Regions from separate parts of the Homo sapiens genome. Here region 1 is linked to region 2. Evidence: chromatin loops called from intact Hi-C (ENCODE). Cell type or tissue: IMR-90. All regions are shown on one strand. Links, peaks and the distances in the headings refer to the core of each region. The heading gives the core; the rest is flanking DNA.

Region 1 (10,831 bases), core at 1,580-9,579, 56 kb after region 2:
TTTGAGACAGAGTCTCTCTTTGTGGCCCAGGCTGGAGTGCAGTGGCACAATATCAGCTCATTGCAACCTCTGCTTCCTGGGTTCAAGCTATTCTTCTGCCTCAGCCTCCCGAGTAGCTGAGACTACAGGAACATGCCACCAGACCTGGCTAGTGCCCAGTACTTCAGGAGCCCGAGGAGGGCAGATCACGAGGTCAGGAGTTCTAGACCAGCCTGGCCAATATGGTGAAACCCCGTCTCTACTAAAAATACAAAATCAGTTTTTAAAATCTCAGGTTAATCAGGAAGGCCAGGAAGAGTGAGTGGGATTACAAGTGTCTGAAAACCAAGGATTGTGAGCAATAAAAAAGTGGAGAGATCCAGACCAGATGCCAGCAGGGATGGGGAGAAATTCTACCCAAAATCTGATGGGTGCAGAAACACATCTACTCATGCCTAATAATTTTTTTATTTGTTTCACTCCTAGCACTTTGGTCTACCTGATCCTTTCTAACAACTAACACAGATCCTCAGTCACCATTCCCAGTCCATTATTCCCCTGCCCACACTCTTTTCACCTGCAGGACAACCTCTCCCCTCCATGCCCCAATATTCTCCTCCATCCCATTCACCCTTTGAAACGAGCCGATAAACTAATCATAGTGGCATCGTGGCTGTTAAGGCTCGGTGCAATAGCTTCCTGGGGTGTTGTGTTTTAATAGAGAACAAGAAGCCTTCTGATAAGAGAATACATCCCCAACTGTGGCATTTCCAATAAGATACTGCAGGAAGAGGATATGTTTTTCAAGAACAGCAAGCATCCCGATGGCTCCCATCTGCCTGGTGAGCTGCTTCTCTGCCTTCGTCTCAGGTTGGCCCTGCCTGTGTTTCCCCAGTGTCATTGCCTGCAGTCAATCTCCTTTCTAAAATAAATCCCAGAACTAGCTATGTCTTTGTCCTTTTCTGACATCTGAAGACTGGCATGATCTGAAAGCAATCTATGCCCTCTCGCCTCAAACACTCTCTAAAAGGAAATATCTAAAAATATCTAAAAGCAAATTCCTGCATCCCTAGAAATCTACCATGGCAAAACACGCACACGCGCGCGCGCACGCACACACACACACACACACACATATAATGATTGTAGGACCAAAATAAAAAATCTACGGCATTTTTCCTTGGTGGTACCCATTGGGTTAATCAAATTTCATCTAAAATAAGTCATCTCGACCCCCAGGCAGTCACCAGGAAGAAATTTAAGTTCAGTAGTGATTCAGAATCAGAGGATAAACACAAACATGTGTCTTTGGCACACAGAGAAAGCCTGGGGACAGGATGTGGTTGCAAAAGGAATATTTCCCCTTTAAGCCACTGGTTTTGTGAGACGTTTGGTAAGAAAAGATTAAGAGGTAATTTTCCTCTGAGGGCTTACAGGAAATAATTTATGAACGTAAATAGCTACCAATGTTACTGAAAGTTAGAGGATGCTTAGGTTTGTTAGTTGTCATTAGTGTAATAAGAACAGACTTATAGACAGTTCACAATATTACAAAGTAAGTTAAATAAATTAAATGCCCTATTAACACTGCATTTCAATGTAATGTTTCCTTGTTATTACCATAGCAAATAATAATGCAAAAAATTATTCCTAGAGGATTCTTTCTAGGTTGCAGACCAAAAAAAGGTGGCAGCGGTGGGGGGAGCTTATAGAAGAAAAATAAACTTAAGAAATAAATACCTAAGTTTATAGTTTGAGCGTTTGGTTAAATAGTGGTGTAATTTACCAAAATCTAAAGTAGGGAAGATGGGCAAGAACAGGTTAGGGAGCAGGATGGTGAGGATTAAGGCAGATTCTGCTTTGGACATGTTCTGTGTGAACTGCCTATAGAAAATTCAAAAAGAAAGGTCAAGTACACAGTTGGGTATACAAATTTAGAACTCTGTAGAAGTTTAGGCAAGTGACATCAATGTAGAAGTCATCCATATATAAATAGTATTAAAGTAAAGGGACAAAAATGAAGACAGAGAAAGATCCTGGCCAAGACCTGGGGTTCATTGCAGTGTATCTGTATTATTCTGTTCTCACCCTGCTAATAAAGACATACCCGAGGCTGGGTAATTTATAAAGGTAAAAGGTTTAATTGATTCACAGTTCCACATGGCTGGGGAGGCCTCACAATCATGATGGAAGGCCAATGAGGAGCAAAGTCACCTCTTACATGGTGGTAGGGGAGAGAGAGTTTGTGTAGGGGAATTCCCCTTTATAAAATCATTGGATCTCCTGAGACTTAATCACTATCACAGCACAGGAAAGATCCGCCTCCCCATGATTCAACTACCCTCCACTGGTCCTTCCCACCACACGAGGGAATTATGGGAGGTACAATTCAAGATGAGATTTGGGTGGGGACGCAGTCAAACCGTATCAGTATCCATATAAACATAGAGCACAAGGAAAAGCCACAATAAAACTTTTTTTTTTTTTTTTTTTTGTTTTTTAGATGGAGTGTTACTCTGTCATCCAGGCTGGAGTGCAGTGGCACAATCTCGGCTCACTGCAACCTCCGCCTCCCAGGTTCAAGCGATTCTCCTGCCTTAGCCTCCCGAGTAGCTGGGATTACAGACACATGTCATCATGCCCGGCTAATTTTTGTATTTTTAGTAGAGACGGGGTTTCACCATGTTGCCCAGGCTGGTCTCGAACTCCTGACCTCAGGTGATCTGCCCGCCTTGGCCTCCCAAACTGCTGGGATTAGAGGCTTGAGCCACCACGCCCGGCCAACAAAACCTATTTTGCCTGTTAAGGAGTTCTCAGCCATCTTCAAATCATTAGATTCAAGGATCAGTTGGCATCTCAGGAACCCTCAAAATGGATAATGGGCAAGAGTTTAGTGAAAGAGTTAGTTACCAGTATGTGATTTGGTTAACAACAACAGGGCAGGGCAAAGCACCACGTTTCTGCAAACACTACGAGCCAGGGCCTGAAGGGGCTGCAACAGAAGGAAGTTGTCATCCAGGACCCAGCCAGAACCACAGCCACGGGAGAGGTGTCCTGCAAGGGGTGTGCTCCTCAGGACATGAGCACAGCCACTGCAGAGCCCCTGGACCTCCAGCTTCTCTATCTCCTCAAGTCTCCTCTTCACCAAACCCAGCGGAGATCAGCGCACAAGGCATTGCCAAGATGGTCCCGGAAATCATTCTCCCCGGGGACAAGGCCAGGGAGAATAGATGTAGATGGGGAGACAGAGAATCCCCAGCATATATTATTAGTGTAAATAGTTACAATTGACCATATGTAGGTGGTTACTGTCAGAAAGTGGACGCTTATATGCTGTTCAGTCTTTGCCATTCAAATGGCAAACTTTTCAAACTGGAGCAGAGTCGTCTAGCTCAGTTTTGCCTGTAATTATCTTTCTCTCTAAGGCAGCATCTGTACCATACCTTGCTTCCCACGTCCATTTCCATCCACTAGGGCAACACGGGCCCCATGCTTGTTTGTCAGAGGTTCGCTCTGTGGGGCGTCATGTCACGTGGAGTTCTGGACAGGGCGAGGCCCCTGAGGCTCTGACTCTTCTCTGCCCACAGCCCTGGGCTCTCTGTGCCTCGGGGCCACGTGTCCTCATCCAGCCTCGCAGCCAGGAACTGGAAACTCCCTCAGATTAACATCAAGTTCAATGCCAAATTCCTGGGAAAAAGCCCAGGAAACCATGAGTGTCTCCCAGGGTCCTGAGACTGAACAAGAGTGACTCGCAGAGACCCGCTGTCTTTTGCTTCCACGCCCCCACCCCCAGGGCTTTCTTGGCACCCCAGGGATTTATCTCCATCTGACCTTATCTTTCACACAGTTGTTCTGACTCATACTCCTCTTGGTGTTTACAGATCCCTCCATGACATGTAGTATTTATTTTTTACACAGGTTGTTCTTTAACTTTAAATCTAATTTAAATTTAACTAGCCGTGTGGCCACCGTATTGGGCAGTGAGGGCTTAGGCAGTCTCACTCACTAGCTGCGATGTTCACACCTGCCCCAAGAAAATCTCATTTTTTAATGGAAAGAAGTTAACAATTAACAAGTTAATCTTGTTCAGGTACTCTGCTGAGTGCCACTGTATACGTTATCTCATTCAAAACTCACCTCAGCTTCGTGACTAAAGAAAGTGAGGTTTGTCAAAAATCTCACTTTTTGAAGTGAGTTAGTGATGAAGGTTGGATTTGAACTCAGATATATGTTGTATCTTTTTAAGTTAGGTTTTTTTGTTCTATTTTCCCAGGGTTGCCATATAGTATAGTAGTTAAGATCCGAGCTTTGGAGGCAGGTAGGTCAGTTCTGCAGATTAGTTACTTGTGGCCTTGGGTTAGTTATCCAACCTGTCTAAAGCATCCTTTCTTCATTTGCAAAGAGGAGATAAAACAAGTAGCTCCTTTACATATTATGTGTGTTATATAACATTCTAGGTGTATTTCATGATGTAATACTTATATGCAGAACTTAACAACAATTTAATATTATTGTTAGTTATATGTAAAAAGTCATTTCAAATCATTCTTTAATTTAATCATTAAAGGAGAATCCCAAGGGCCTCTACCCAGCCACAATTTCTTGAACTCCTTGGAGATGATGGTTAAGAAGAAAGCATAATGCTCTCTATCTCATTTGATAAAAATCTTCAACAAGGGAAAAAATCAAAGCCTCTCTTGGCTCTGAAAGCATTTTTTCAGTTGTTTAAAATTTATGATTCAAGGGTTGTTTGGTTTTGCCTGCCATAATAATCATGGGAGGGTGTAAGATTTCGCCATAATAATCATGGGAGGGTGTAAGATTTCAACAACTATCTGCCATGAAGGCAAACATTTTCCTGTGTGCCAGGCCCTGGCTGATCTTGACAAGACACAGAGCTTTGAGTCTCAAATCAAGAGGTCACTGGAGCTTTAGCAGTCACCTGCAGCCACTGGGAAACGTGGTCTCAGAGTCCTAGGATTGCTCTCAGGAGAAGAAATCTTAAAGATTAGTCTTTTCAATCCCCTCACCCCGAAAGCCAAGGATGCAAGCACGTAACATTTAAAAAAATATTTGGCCCTGTGTTACTGTTCTGTCAAATATCAGGCATTACCAGTATTTTACATTAATTCCATTATTTTTTTCCAGAAGATTGTATCACAGTTAGCTAGACATATATCCATGATGGTATAATCCTGTTGACTCCTATTAAATTCTGGGAAATTGCTGACTGTTCTTCAGAAAGCCAAGAGTATTTCTCATGTGAGGGTTTTCTAAACAAACTCAACTGAGATTTTCACAGTTCATGTGTCAGGTGGTTATGTGGAAGAGTGCAAGGATCAAATAGCCCACAATGCCTCAGACCGGCCCACAACATATGTAGCTTTGATATAACTCAAGGACAGTGGGACGCTGGCAGGGTGGCAAGGGACAGTCACTGTGCTATACAGTGTAAAAAATTTCAAAAGTCAAATTTCTCTTTTGTCAGTTTCAAAATGACTGGCTGACTCATGCTAGTTCAATGGGCTAAAAAAGCCACAAAAATCTCAAAACCGTTGCTGATTCAGAGCAAAATGATGGTCTACAGCCTTTCTAGAGATAGGGCTTAAATTTGTGGAACATGTCTATTATGATGGGCGATAATCTTGATCACATTTAACATTAAAAGTAGATTTATGAGTGATGATGTAAGAAGATGCTGAGCAGGAAGGAACTCTGAGACTGGAGCTTCAGATGCTTGAGGATGAAGTGAATGGTCCTTTCATCCTTGCCCAGAGTGTCTCTGTCCCTCTCTCCACATGGAGACAGGTGACAGTAAAAGAAAAGCCCTGAGGTTTGCTAGGAGCTGGGGTCAGGTGCATCCTAAGATCTACCTCTTCCTGTCACCTTCTGAACATTTTTTATTAGTGGAAACATTATTTTTCTTCCATACAATGAAGTCAGTATCTTCTTTATTTTTTATTTTATTTTATTTTTTGTGAGATGGAGTCTCGCTTTGTCATGCAGGCTGGAGTGCAGTGGCACAATCTCAGCTCACTGCAACCTCTGCCTCCCGGGTTCAAGTGATTCTCCTGCCTCAGCCTCCAGAGTAGCTGGTACTACAGGTGTGTGCCATCACGCCTGGCCGTAGAGATGGGTTTTCACCATGTTAGCCAGAATGGTCTTGATCTCCTGACCTCGTGATCCACTCGCCTAGGCCTCCCAAAGTGCTGGGATTACAGGCATGAGCCACCCCGCCCGGCCAAAGTCAGTATCTTAATTTAAAACCAGTGTTTGTGGTTCTGATTCAACTGCTACAGTTCCTCATGCAGTTTGAGAACAGAGGAATACACATTCTGTTGCTATGACAAGATGACTAATAATAAAGAAGATCTATTACTAACACAATAGTGGTCCAAGTCTTGGAGAAAGTTTTGCAGATTGGAGTTAAATTTAATGCAATTTAATCTGATAATTTTTTTAACTTACTGCTGAATATGGGTCCAGTCATTTACCAGAAAAGTCAGAAAGACAGGAATAAAAAAACCAAAGGTATTTGGCAGGATAAATTATCAACTGGAACACAGGCTTTTAGTAATAGATCAGAACAACACATGGAGGGAGTATCAGTTTCTCACAGCAGTCTTTTCATAGAAAAAATGGGCAGGTGCTATCAAACTTTCACCAAACATGGTGACTATGCCATACTGGGAAGGATGGCAAGCTTCAGAAACTACTGCCATGTTAAAAGATGAAGGTACTCCTAGTGATGTTGAGGAAGATATCATTTTGGAAACAAACAAAGAAATTAACAAAGATATCCAGTGACACTATGATATTGCAAATACTTTCACTATTTTTGCTAGTTGGTTTTGGAATATTTTCAGTTGGCATTATGTTAGATATAGTACAACACTGAGAAATTTCAATGGTTTGAGACTTGAGGAGATGTTGGGATGAGGTCAATACATTTTGCATGTAGAGTGGACATAGATCTTTGGGGATCAGAGCATGGACTGTGGTAGACAGAATATGCCATCCCCCAATGATGTCCATGCCCTAATCCCCCAGAACCTATGAATATGTTACCTTACATGGCACAGGGGCCATGTTGATGTGATTAATTTAAGGATTGGAAGTAGGAACATTATCCTGCATTGTCTGCATGGGTCCAGTGGAATCACAAGGTCCCTTATAAGAAGGAGGCAAAAGGGTCAGAGTAAGAGAGATGTGATGATGGAAGCAAAGATCAGAGAGATTTAACATACTACACTGCCAACTCTGAAGATGGAGGTAGGGACCATGAGCCAAGGAATACAGGTGGCCTCTAGAAGTTGGAAAAGGCAAAGAAACATTTTTCCCCTACAGCCTCCTGAAGGAATGCAGCCCTGCTGACACCTTAAATTTAGGACTTCTGATCTCTAAAATTGCAGTATAATAAATTTGTGTTGTTTTAAGTTACTAAGTTGGTGGTAACTTGCAATAGCAGCAATGGGAAATTAATACGAAGTGTTCAAAAAGGTTACAGAAGTTTTCATTTTAATTTCTGCACTTCTTGTTCTCCATGAAAACTTGGAAATGACATTGGCATCAAGGTTAACCACTGCAGTAAATGTAGGGAAGATGGATTCACCCGTTGAAAAGTAGAACCTAGGAATTGGCAGTTTGGCCTTAAAGCAGATTCCGGCAACTGTAGTGGGTTTTCTTGCAGCTGTAGCAGCAATTATTTTGGGCTGGATTCCAGAAGGAAAATAAAACTTTGATCATTCCATCATTTTGTGCTCTAACAGAGAGAAAACTACCTTCCATGCATCTCTTCTGCAGAGAATAATAATAGTTTAGGTTATTGTTGGTTCAAAGAAGAATGGTATAAATTCTGTTAATGTCACTACAGCCATTGCTGCTAGTTTTGGCAACCTTACAACTCTATTTTTATCTTGAATAAGTCAGAGTCTAATACTCCTGTCTTGAGACTTATTACTACGTATTAGTTGGTGCCTTTTTCTCTGCCCTAACTCCCATCTGAATTGTAATGACTGCCAAACATTCAACCACATTGGCAGTTCTCCAATCGGTCTCAGGGCCTGCCCTAAGAGCCAGGATTGTAAGTGGCACTGGGCCTTACTCTGGAAACATGTGTATCTGACCCAATGTAATTAGGATTATTGCTATATACTAATAATATTGGTAGTAATTGGGCGGTTGTCGATGCTAGCAGGATTTCTACCTAACTCAATTTGCGTAGCACCCACGATAATTGTCTGATGAACTCAAAGGTTGTTATTACCCACTTAGGACATTTTTGTTCCAAAAGTAATAGGTCTGCTGAAGTTTTATTGATTTTAGTGATTCCAGGGCATTTTATTCCTTTACACTTTCACTTGTTAAAAAAAAAAATCCTACTTCTTCAACTGTAATCTTCACCGTAATTTACTTATTTGCTTCTGTGTCACAGGTATTTACCTTGTTATGAATTTCTGACAGGATAGCCCATCACTTCTGGAATCAAGAAAAGAACCCTGATAATTTCTTCATCCCATATCTTTTTTTTTTTTTTTTGATACGGAGTCTTGCTCTGTTGCCCAGGCTGGAGTGCAGTGGCGCAATCTCGACTCATTGCAAGCTCCGCCTCCCGAGTTCACGCCATTTTCCTGCCTCAGCCTCCCGAGTAGTTGGGACTACAGGTGCCCGCCACCATGCCCGGCTAATTTTTTTTTTTCTTTTGTATTTTTAGTAGAGACGGGGTTTCATCGTGTTAGCCAGGATGGTCTCGATCTCCTGAACTCGTGATCCACCCGCCTTGGCTTCCCAGAGTGCTGGGATTACAGGCGTGAGCCGCCGCGCCCAGCCTCTTCATCCTGTATCTTATGGAATTGGTTGATCTGTCTGGGTCAGCTTTATTAGCCTTAAGTGTTCATTTTCAGTGGTTTGTTAGAGACTGAGATCAAGATGTTAGGGACTAATAAATCCTGCTAAATCTTCTCAGATGATCAAGGAGAAAAACGTACAGCTCCTTGCCAAAAATTTTAAGCCAATAATTTGTCTTTTTCCAGGAAAGATTTGGTTGGCCCAGATTAAATTAAATGACCTTCTCTTCTTTAAAGAAAGGAATTGGTGTTGAACTATAATGAATAGTATTTGTGATGCCTTTCATAATATAAATGATAATTTGACATTGACAAGGATACAAATTTCAATCTCTGGAATTAATTAAATGGGAAAGGATACAGGATTTTGCAATGAATAATTTTGGAACCACACACATAGAAGAAATGTACTTTATCATTGTTTAATTTGTAATGTAAGGTTAGGAGAAATAGACCTCGAGTTTAACTTTCCTTATCTTACAGATGTATTGTACTTCAAAGCAAACTATAAAAATAAGGAGGCCAAGCCAAGCTTTTTTACCTTCATGCCAACTGAGGAGAAATTTAACAATTGCTGATTAACAAAAAAATAGATAAGTTTCGCTAACCTAAAAAATGTTCTGCTGAGTAAAAGATAAACTCTGTTTCACCTGCATCTATCAATTGTCATGAAAGACTTCATGGAAAGCTGCACTTTTAATTTTTTTCAAATTGATACAGGGTCTTGCCTTGTCTCCTAGGCTGGAGTACACTGGCATGATCATGGCTCACACAGCCTCAACCTTCTGGGCTCAAACAATCCTCCTGCCTCAGCCTCCCCAGTAGTTGGGACTACAGGCATGTTCCTCATGCCCAGCTAATTTTTTATTTTATGTAGAGACAGGGTCTCACCATGTTGCCTGGGCTGCTCTCCACCTCCTGGGTTCAAGAGATTCTTCTGCCTCAGCCTCCCAAAGTACTGGGATTACAGGCATGAGCACCGTGCCTGGCCGAAAGCTGCACTTCAAATATAGAATGCCCTTGAGAGATCTTTAATTACAGCAAGGGCTCATTTTTGATTATTGATTTGTAAAATTATAATTGATTTTTTTCCCTGAAAACTTTTAAGTAGTCAAAAACAGAAGATAACCTCAGTTGTGCTCATAGAGACAGTATGGCATGAGAAGTTGTGCATATGTGCATGAATAGATGTGTGTGTGCATGCTTTTAACAGAGAGAAAGAGATTAAAAATGTTGCTTTTGTTGTAAAATTAAACCTTGGATTGATGATAGCAAAGATCTTAGTGCTATTGGAATAGCATCATTATGAAATTATTTCTTCACACTTATCATTGGTATGCTTTTGTCATTTGTCTAAAAATTTTGCTATTGGCCAGAATGTAATATTTGTTATCTGTGTAATCAATAGTTTCTTCTAATTAAAAATAAACTATACCATTTAATATAACCAAAATATAAACAAGATTTATAATGAGCAAGTGATTTATTTGCTTTTGAAAGAAGTCCATAAAACTCTTAGCTTACCCTTCTTTAAAAGAAAAATTGGTAGTTCTTCTCTACTATTGTACATGCCTACAAACATCATTCATTTGCACACATTTGTTTCCAAGCAGGGGTTCTATCATACACTTCTATGTTTTTCCAGTACCTTTTAAAAAAACTCTAATCTATATTCTAAACACTTGAACCAACAAATTAATTATTTAGTAGTTAAGCATTTTATATAATGCCTAGTTCATTTTTTAAAAATACAGTAGGGGTTGTTTAGGTCCATTAATCAAATAAAGGAAAGAAAAAAAAATCGTGTTAACTTTTATTCTTGTGGTACAAGTTTTGTGTTAGTGTCGGCATGATCTAAATAGTAGGTTGTTTATATTGAACAAAGTGTGCCTGTTAAACTCTTTAAAACAAGGAAAATATGTTTTAAAGTTTATATTTTTGCTTATTTTTAAACTTTAAGTATTCCACTCTCTGTCTTGTAATGAAGCTTCCAAGGCAGAAAACAA
Region 2 (10,831 bases), core at 1,284-9,283:
TAAGGGTCTATGTTCAGCTATGCATGTATTTTCTTGATAAACATCTTAAACAACAGAAAACATGGTTTCAGAACAGAGAATCGGTCTGAACTCAAATTTACCAGGGAACATTTTTTTCCCCACTCCAATAAGCCTGAGGGTACTGCAGGAGACCAGGGCATATTTCAGTCCTTACTCAACTGCATAAGACAGACACTCCCAGAATGGCCATTTATAGACCTCCCCCAGGAATGCACTTCTTTTCCTAGGATCTTAATATTCCTTGCTAGGAAAAGAATTTAGTGATATCTCTCCTACTTGCACATCCATTTATTGGCTTTCTGCAAGAAGAAAAATATGGCTCTTTTTGCCCGACCCTGCAGGCAGTCAGACCGTATGGTTGTCTTCCCTTGTTCCCTAAAATCGCTGTTATTCTGTTCTTTTTCAAGGTGCACTGATTTCATATTGTTCAAACACACGTTTTACAATCAATTTGTACAGTTAATGCAATCATCACAGTGGACCTGAGGTGACGTACATCCTCAGTTTACAAAGATAACAGGATTAAGAGATTAAAGTAAGACAGGCATAAGAAATTATAAGAGTATTATTAGGGAAGTGATAAATGTCCATGAAATCTTCACAATTTATGTTCCTCTGCCATGGCTCCAGCCGGTCCCTCCGTTTGGGGTCCCTGACTTCCCGCAACAATTATCCTTATTTTTTCTTCTGCTAAAGTATGGAGGTCTGGGGAGTTCATTTAGACCCCAATAAAACCTGTTTAATCCTAAATGGGTCCTGGTAGGAGGAATGTGAGAATTCCTTCATTTCCTTTTTTTTTAATTTTTTTTGAGACGGAGTCTCGCTGTCGCCCAGGCTGGAGTGCAGTGGCACGATCTCAGCTCACTGCAAGCTCCACCTCCTGGGTTCATGCCATTCTCCTGCCTCAGCCTCCCAAGTAGCTGGGACTAAAGGCACCAGCTACCATGCCCGGCTAATTTTTTTTTTTTTTTTTTGTATTTTTAGTAGAGATGGAGTTTCACCATGTTAGCCAGGATGGTCTGGATCTGCTGACCTCGTGATCCACCTGCCTCAGCCTCCCAAAGTGCTGGGATTACAGGCATGAGCCACCACACCTGGCCAAATTCCTTCATTTTCTTGTCATGCTTCAAGGCCGAGAAAGGCCTAGGCAAGACTCTTGGTGGGCCTTTATTTCATTCCAGTCTTTGTCTAAGGGCACTGGCTTTCTCAGCCTTTAATATTTAACCTAACCATTCAGTCAGTGCCGAAATTGTTGTTGTGGAGGCCTGCTTTTTTAGCTTTTGTGAGACCTGGTTTGCCACAAAAGCAAAATAAAAATTAGCTAAGGGGATATTTTGACATCTGTTCTCATTTTCTTCCTTTGCCATGTGGATCTTCTGCCCTGAATAATATTACATTTGCTTCCAAAAGTTAAAAAGATTTTGCCCAGCTCTTGCTGAATGAGTATCTCCATGTTTCAAAATTGCTTGTGGTTAAATAAACTTTAGAGTTAGAGCAATCATAATACTTGCCCCTGTTGATTAAATATCTTCCACAAGGCAAGAGCTAAAGAAGTATATCTTTATATGCATTACAGTCCTTCCTCATATTCTGTGGAGGATTGGTTCCAGGACCACTCAGAATGCCAAAATCCTAGTATGCTCAAGTTCCTGATATCAAATGACACAGTGTTTGCATATAACATAACATGCATCCTTCTGTATACTTTAAAGCATCTCTAGATTACTTATAATACCTAATACAATGCAAATTACATGTAAATAGTTGTTATACTGTATTGTTTTTATTTGTACTTTTATTATTGCACTGTCATTTTTTATTGTTACCTCCCAATATATATGATCCAAAGTTGGTTGAATCCCTGAATGTGGAAGCTGAGGATACTGAGGACACTGTACTTTACTTAATAACATAAAGGCAGGTAAATATTGTAGCTAATAGCATGGATCTGAGAACAAGAATCAGCTCAGTCACTTACTAGCTTTAAGACAATCTCACTATCCCTACTTTCCCCATTTTTAAACTGGAGATTATAACAAAACACCTACCTTAAAGGATTTTTTAAAATATTAAATTAATGAACATATCAAGCAGTTAAATGCATGAAGTACATTTAAAAAACAGGAAAAAATAAGGATTGTGTAAGGTTAGCTGTCATCATTAATAATCTTCACACCAGATATGTATTTTTAGTGAGTTTTATAGACTTTTTAGTCTGAAGCCAGAGTTGTTACATTACACAGTGAGTAAGTAATGGCTCACAAATTCAACTCAAGACTGCCTGACTCCATAGCCCAGATTCATTTAACTATTACTGTCTACATACCCAAAAAACATATTCTTCAACAATAAATTGTTTTCATACTGTTAAAGTCAATTCACCAGACATTATTTAACATCTGCCACATAGAATTTTTGTGTTGTTGCAAGGCTATTTCCTCTAAACTTACCCTGTTGAGTTTAGGAATAAGAGGACAAAGTTATGACAGGGAGGAATTTAGAGGAAGATTGTGGGCTCCCTAAGATTAACAAAGAGGGAATATTCTATGTTATATTCACAGTGCACCTTGAGTTGAATGTGTTAAATTTAAAAGGTTGATGAAGAAACGATTCTAATCCAATTAGAGTGTGATGAGAAGAATCGATGTACAAAAACAGTGCCATCAGACATGATTGGATAGAGAACGCTTCTGGCACATTTGGATAGAGAACACTTCCTCCCATGCTGCTCCCATCAAGTTCATGTTTTGATGGGGAAAGCAGCAATAAGCCAAATACATATCGGTCTGGCGTGCCAGGCTAGACGATTCTAGTGCAATGGACATGAAGGAGGAGAGAGGTGAAGGCACAGTCTTCAGTCGGTTGTTCAAGAAAGGCCTCACTGAAGTGGTGTGGGGAAGGGCTGGAGAATGAACTGGGGTATCCGTTGATAAGATGACATGCGTGCTGGCTTATGAAACTGATATGGTTTTCAGGGACCCACAGAGTGAGATAAGAGGTGCATAAATGCAGAAAACAATTTGAGTAAAGACCAAGAGGCTGAAAAGCAAAGAAACATCAGGTCTATAAAGGAGTGAAGTGTAGTAGAAAATAAGGCATAAAAGCTACTTTGGCACAATATTAAAGCAGGTCTTGGCAACAAGGCTGAGTTTAGATTTATTCTCTATGGCTTTTAGGGTTGACGAGAAGAGACTGATATGTTTGGACCTATGCCTGGGAAAAAGCTCTGATGCCTCTATGGAGACCAGTATGGGGGTGGGAGCAAGCAGGGAAGGAGCACAGGATGGGTTGGGAGGCCACTGTGAGTCACGCAGGTGAAAAGCAGATCTGTTCTAGGGGGAAATACAGAAGAGAAGATGGGACATACGACTTAGATATAGTAGCAATATGATTTAGTGACTGGATGACAGGAATGAAGGAGAGATGGGACTGAAAAATGAATAGAGGTTTAGGTTGAGCACCTAGAAGAAGGCTAGTGCATTTTACTGAGGAAAGAGGCAGAAGAAAGCAGTCTCTTTTTCCTGGATTTTAGTAGAAACAGAAGTAGGGCCAGAGATAGTCAAGAGCGCCATTCTGGACACACTGAGTCAAGGTTCTATGCCTGCATCTGAAAGGAGATGCCCACAGGCAGCTGAGAACAGGATGGACTAAAGAAGGCAGGCCAGAGGCCAGTGTTTGGGAGTCACAGAAGGGTGGCAGTCAACAGAGGGGAGAAGATGAACCCCCAGGGGAGAGGGCCCAGAACAACTGAAGATGGAAACTCTGATTTCAATGTGGAACTGAAGAGGGAAAACCAGGAAAAGAAACTCAGAAGGAACTATCATGGAGATAATAACAGGAAAAAAGTATCTCAGAAATCAGTGGATCAGAGTTGAGAACAAATACGAAAAATGAGATTGGGGGTGGGTGGAGAACATGAAGGAAGGATGGATTGGACCCATTACCACAAAGAAGCAGAGAGGAAGAGAAACCTCTAGGTTCGTTCAGTAAAACACTGTGAGGAAAGAACATTGAATTTAAACAATTTCTCCTGTTGCATTAACTCAAGGGAAAAATAGCCCCAAAGAACTTCACGAGTATGCTTTAATTGCAAATGAATGTCTTTGAGGGAGATTTAAGTAGTTTTGAATGCCCTATGGCTTAACTCACACAAATCATAGCATGAAATATTTAAAACCATAAATCAAAACAGCTGGCTAAGTCATTCTGTTTTTTTCTATTTACCTATCTTCCCCTGTAAAAGCAGGTTAATTTATGTCCTAGGTGTCTATTTACACTTTAATTTAACAACAATATATATTTTCTCCACTCTCAGGGTACTCGTTGTTAAAGTACTGCAGCACTGAATGAATAGTCCTTTGTTTTCATTTTTTTCTTATTCTTTGAAAACTAATTGTTTATCCCTTTGAATTTTAAAAACATTGAAAGAGTAAAAAAGATGGCAATTTGTCTGAAATAAGAATGTGCTGTAAAAAAAGAAAAGGCTCCCCAGACAGCGTTTTCGTATTATTGAGCATTTAGTAAGAAAAACATTCAAAAATAACCAACATCCGTGGAACTGTGGACTCTGCAAATCTGTCACTAAATTCCAAAGGAGAAACAGGCTAAATCCGTTAGACGATGCATTGCTTAATCTTGCCTTCTTAATCAACTACAGCATTGAAAAATGCAGACATGATTATGAATTGCTGCTGATAGTTGAGTGTTCACAGCAGAGAGTTTGTTCTTAACTGTTTTTCTACTGCCAAGTAGCGCTCAACTGCAGCACTTTAAATTATGTGCTCCATGATGAAATTGGATGTTCTGCTTTTTAGGTTTTCATCCAGCTAAGATCATGTTTGGGGAGAAGCCAATTCTAGATGCAGTTTTCTGCCTATGAGTTGGAAAATCCGAGTTAACTAAAGTTCAGGAAGTTTAGAAAGACTGATTACAGAGACTAGCCTTGCCTGTTTGGTGGCTCAGGGCATCCACAGGACACCCTAACCTCAGCTGGGTCAGGTCGGCAGGCGGCATGATCGTTCGGCATGATTGTCAGCTCCCATCAGTGGGGCGTCATTTCCTTTCTCACAGAAGATCCTTAATAAATACAGGTTAATTCGGTTTTGTCTTCTTAAGAAATTCTGTGTTTTAGTTCCAGAGATCCATATTTAGTGAAGATAGTACTAAACTGCACTTTGACTTTTCAAAATGAAAATTCCTTTCAAATGTTTATCTCTTGCTTCACTGTAGAAACAATTCCAGGAGGCGCGCCAGGCTTATGGACTTCAATTATTCTACCAGAAAACCGAAGAGCCGAGCATTCTAATACCTTCACAGTGGTCACACAGCTCACTCGGTCGACACTGGGAGGGAAACCCAGACTTGCTGACTCCCAGGAATGCACTCTCCCTGACCTGCGGTACAGGCTGCCTTGCATGCAGTGTCTGCACAGCTTGAAATTCCAATTTCAAAATGAAAAGAAACTTACAGTATCTCTAAGCCTAGAAGCAGTGATGGAAAAAAATCTCAAATATAAACCCTAAATCAAAAAAGGGAAGAAACTAACCTCAAAAATTAAGAATTATAGATAGTGAGAGAACGTTTCCGGCATAGAAGCCTATGGCCAGGATGGATGGGTGGAAGTAGAGAAAATGAATCTGCCAACACTTTCGTTCTGTTCACTGGTTTTCTAGTCCAGGGGCTGGCAAATTTTTTTCTGTAAAGATATAAGTATGTTAATCCAAGCACTTTGAGAGGCTGAGGTGGGCGGATCATCTGAGGTCGGGAGTTGGAGACCAGCCTGGCCAACATGGTGAAATCCCGTCTCTACTAAAAATACAAAAATTAGCTGGGTGTGGTGGGGGGCACCTGTAATCCCAGCTACTTGGGAGACTGAGGCAGGAGAATCACTTGAACCCGGGAGGCGGAGGTTACAGTGAGCTGAGATCACACCACTGCACCCCAGCCTGGGTGATAAAGCGAGACTCTGTCTCACAAAAAAAAAAAAAAAAAATATATATATATATATATATGTGTGTGTGTGTGTGTGTGTGTGTGTATTTTAGGCTTGGTGGGCCATATGACGGTAGCAATTATGTTCTGCCATTGTTGTGCAAAAGCAGTCATGAAAAATATGTCAACAAATGAGCCTGGCTTTATTCAGATAAATTTTCTTTACGAGGGCATCACAAGCATCAGGCCTAGTTCCCACAACCTCCCTACCTAGTATGTCTATCATTAAATCATTTCCACATGCCTTCAGACACTAATTGTTAGCATCTTTATTATCAACAACATCTTGAATTGAATTTGGGAGGATCTTTAGACTGGTTCAGCTTCATAAGGCCATGACATTGGGTTAAACCCTTATTGAAAGATCCAAAAGGTTGTGATTTTACAATTTTCCACTCAAATTTAACTTTTGTCAGAGATCCTTCTACAAAAGATTTTTTTTCCTCAGTTAAAAAAAAAAGGAAATTCAGTCTCAATCAGCAAGGATCAAAGATTTGAAAGCAAGCTTCCAAGTGTCTGGTTTCAGCCATGCTTCCAGATTTGTTATTCCTACATCTAACTGCTTATTTTAGAATAAGCAACCAAATTACCTCATGGATTTCCATAAATATGTATAATTAATTTTCTTATGATATAATAAAGGTCCGAGTTTGTTTACTGTGGACTTCTAGGTTTACACACTTTTCCTATAATTAAAAGAAAGAGAACTGATGAGCCCTAAAGAATCAGACTTGAGTGGGAGTAGAACCTTTGGTTTTTATTATTTCATAATTTTGTTTTCCTCTACAGTTCAGCTGTGTGTCAGATTATGTCCTTGACGTAATATATTTCCATATTCCTTCAATCTTACGTTGAGAAAAATTTAAATATCTCTTGCCAGAAAATATAATCCAAAATCAAGAATAACCTTGAAAGTAAGAATTTAACATTCATAAACAGCTATCTTATGTTGATTTAATCAGCTAAATGCAATTATTATCAGGGACTCACATACACAAAAGGGAGAGCTGCAAAGCATGAAACAAGGTTCTCAGCATTTCAGAGAGTGCACCTGGTATCAACTCCCACTGTTTCTATGAGAAATTAAACTTATCAACAAGAATATAAACTTGCTTCCACTTATTTAATCCATATTTGAAAAGTCTCTATTCCTTCAGTTTATAAAGCTAATGAATTGACTTCCCATTCATATCAAATATTGCTTTGGAATGTTTTCCAAAGAATATGTATCTTTTAACAAAAACAATTTATGCGAAACATTATATCACTAAATCAAGTATTTTATCTCCAACACATAACAGACTCAGACAATTAGAACCATCCTAAGTAAGAGCACTGATCTTTACTGAAACCTTTCAAAAATACAGAAAGAAATGTATTTCTCATAATGTGTTAGTTTTAACAAAATTTATGGTAAACGTTGTAATTTGATCTTTCTTATAACTTTCAGTTTTTTTTAAGGATTTGAAATATAAAAATATATTTTCAGAAGGTTCATTTGTAAAATAATTTGAGGGGGCAATCCTAAAATATGTGTGATCCACCTCAAGTACCTAATTTCAAGCCATGCATCTATATTTCCTGTAGGTAAAACCCCATTACTTTGTTGTGTTAACTGATTTCTTCCTATATGAACTTTTCTCCTTTCAGGGATCTTTTCCTACCAATGACAATTGTAAAACAACATGACATGCACGCCCAACTTTGATCCATGCGGGTCCTCACTGAGATGGAGACATTTAGAGGGATGAGGTGTGGGAGGGGCACGGGCTCCTGGTTCAGGCACCCTGAGTTCTAAGGGTTCACAGCAGCCCCTTCCTACTTACGTCAACCTGGGCAAGTACAATGTTTTGCACTTTAGTTTGTTTTTTGTAAAATAAAGATCAAAATACCTATCTGGAAGAATTAGAATTGCAGTCTCTCAAAGAACAATTGATATTTTCTCACTGATGCCCTGACTCTACCACTTCCTTCCTATACTTCCTTAATTTCTCTGTGTTTAGTTTCCGCATCTGTAAAATAAGAATAGCAGCCACATCTGTCTCTCATTGAGAGAGAGGATTAATGAGAGATGCAGGCAAAGTGTTTCTAGCAGTACTTGGCGGATGATGAGGACTCAATAAATATCAAATATTTTTATGATTATTATTTTTAAAGTATTCTTAATGGGCCAAGAGGTAACTCTAATTAGGCTTATATACTAGCAGGAAAGAGACAAAAAATGTCTATGTTGCTTACTTTATGACTTGAGCTGTCACAGAGAAGATCAGGGGAAGATGGAAGAAAATGGCCTGGGCAGAGTTGCTGATCTGGAGGAAACCCTCCTGAACTGAAGTCCGGGATGAGCAGGAGCCTGCTAAGCACAGGTGGAGGGCGTGAGGGTGTATCACAGGCACAGACAGAACATATCAAACTGTCCGTGGAGCATGAGATGACACAGGAACTGAAAGGCATTTGATATGCTTTGGCTGTGTCCCCACCCAAATCTAATCTTGAATTGTAGCTCCCGCAATTCCCACGTGTTGTGACAGGGACTGGTGGGAGGTAATTGAATCACGGGGGCAGATATTTCCTGTGCTATTCTCATTATAGTGACTAAGTCTCATGAGATCCGATAGGTTTATAAAGGGGAGTTTCTCTGCCCACCTTCTCTTCTCTTGTCTGCTGCCATGTGAGACATGCCTTTCACTTTCCACCAAGATTGTGAGATCTCCCCAGCCACATGGAACTGTGAGTCCGTTAAAACTTTTTTTTTTTTTTGTAAATTGCCCCGTCTCAGGTATGTCTTTATCAGCAGTGTAAGAACAAACTGATACAGCATTCATTCAGCGAATTTGAGATGTGATGTACAAGGGTTCAGGGTGATGAAAAATGAAGCTGGAGAGGTTGGTAGAAGCAGCCTCATAAAAACCTTGTTAAAAGGTTTGATATGTATCCTGACAGCTGTGGAGAGCTAGCAAAGAGATTTAAGCAGGAAACTTGATGCATGTCCTTTGAGGAGCATCATTCTGTGTGCATGTGAAAGACTCCATTGGAAGGGCAAGCCTGGAGTCCGGGCATGCAGACAGGAGGCAGAGATGTCAGAGATGTATTCCCCTGCAGCCAGGTAACCAGGCATGGGGAAGAGTAGGTGGATTTGTGAAATATGGAGGTGGTGACTCTACAGGATAGCTACATTTGTTACTGATTGGAAATGTTTATTTATCCAACCCTCTAAATTAGACAGTACTGAAAATGGCCCAGTCGCTGAGGCATGATCTATTAAAGTGTTATGTTACTGATAACAGTAAAGAAGCACAATGTTTCATTTAATGCACAGAGAGCCCTGCGAACGATGCAGGTTCCAGTCAGCGACGTCTTTGCTGAGATTTATCTTCACCAAGATGCACCTTGGGCCCCCAGCAAGGACCTAGGGAGATGTTCGGCATTCAGACCCCAAGAAGAAGGGAGGCCCAAGGCTGGGGACTCTGCCAAGTAAAGGAGGCCGAGGAGGCCCTGAGGCTTATGATGTCTGAGGGAGTGGGGCATGAAAGAGGGATAAGACAGAAGACCTAGGGATGCTGAATGGAGCCAGGAGGCAGTGTATAGAACACCCTTGACATAAGTGACTCCATCTTAGAAAAAGACTCCATCTTACATTTCAAAAGGTGTCAAGCCAAAAGGGTCCAAATATTCACCCAACCAATAGAGACCACACCCAACCAGATAAGGGCATAACCCTTCACTATCAGTCCTCATTAGAGGACTCAAAGGCTATCAAAAGAGCCAGACTTCACTAGCTAGACGTGGCCATCTCAACAGGCACCTCTTGCTGTCACTTGTGATCACTCTCCTCGGACTGGTTCATTAATCCTTTTTCCTGCACCCTTTTCTCTTGATGTTAAATCAAATTATGTTGACAAAAAGCTGTACTGGAGATCACATTAACTAGCTCTACAATGTATTTCAACAGGTGAGTTTTGGATTTAAATGAGGCCCATCAATGATTAGCCATCTGATGACTGCCATGCATGGCCTGTGACACTGTCGTTCAGTGTGTGCTGTGAGATAACTCTCCATGGGTTTCTTGGGTTTCCGCACACCTTACAAATAGAATCGCTGACTGCTTTTTTATTCTGAGCTACTTTTCCCAGAATGTTTCTCTAGTGAACAGCCTTTGAAGATTGAGATCGTGTTTTCCTGGAGCAATGGTCAGTCATGACTACAGCCCGGGGCCTAAGGTCAAAGTCTCATCCTGGAATGCAACCAGTATGTGTGCTGATGTTACATGGTCCTCTTTGTGTCACCCTAGAAGAACTGGAACTCAAGGAACCAGTACAACAAAAGCCGATTCTCTGGGTATTGCTGTTTTTGTGAGTAATAAAGTCTTAGTCTCAGGCCAGGCAGTCTAGTGTCTTTCACCAGCATCCATGAACCTGTGACTTGCTAAGCTGTTATCTCACAAATAGGGTAAAATCTCAGACTTTTCACAGTTCTCAACAGATACTATGCTTCTCATTTAGGCAGCCACATATGGTCAGAGAATTTTTTGCCTGCAAAATTAGTGCCTTTCTTGGCAAAATGGTCTGCCTTTTTTAATTCAATGATGAAAATTATGCAACCCTCATGATTTTTTTTGTTTGTCTTGGTTATAGAAAGCTCAACAGTAAATTAATGTTTAGTCAAAATAACAATGTGAGCATAAGTATAATTTCACTTGTTACATACCATTTTCGTGTTAATATAGCTATTTTCTTCTGGTAAACTGATAAGCAAGGGCAATAAAAGTCCATTTTCTTCTTCTTCTTCTTCTTCTTTTTTTTTTTGAGACAGAGTCTCA

Evidence for each region. A loop is a pair of places that touch in the nucleus more often than their neighbours do. Peaks named below come from ENCODE experiments on the same cell type or tissue, not always from the same donor. Only the 100,000 strongest peaks of a DNase experiment are listed, where the experiment ranks them.
Region 1: it touches region 2 in a loop (4-fold over the local background); 2 of 110 quality-filtered maps call a loop at or near these places.

The regions. Positions count from the first base shown.
Region 1 is chr18:11,319,916-11,330,746 of GRCh38, forward strand. It overlaps the pseudogene LOC100130329. Among named protein-coding and RNA genes, the nearest start is that of LINC01928, 130 kb to the right of the region's middle. In IMR-90, for the core only: no CTCF peak of the experiment used is centred there; DNase peaks (open chromatin) are centred at 3,726, 5,526 and 6,296; H3K27ac peaks cover 1,433 bases.
Region 2 is chr18:11,264,140-11,274,970 of GRCh38, forward strand. No RefSeq gene overlaps it. Among named protein-coding and RNA genes, the nearest start is that of PIEZO2, 120 kb to the left of the region's middle. In IMR-90, for the core only: no CTCF peak of the experiment used is centred there; no DNase peak of the experiment used is centred there; H3K4me3 peaks cover 532 bases; H3K27ac peaks cover 412 bases.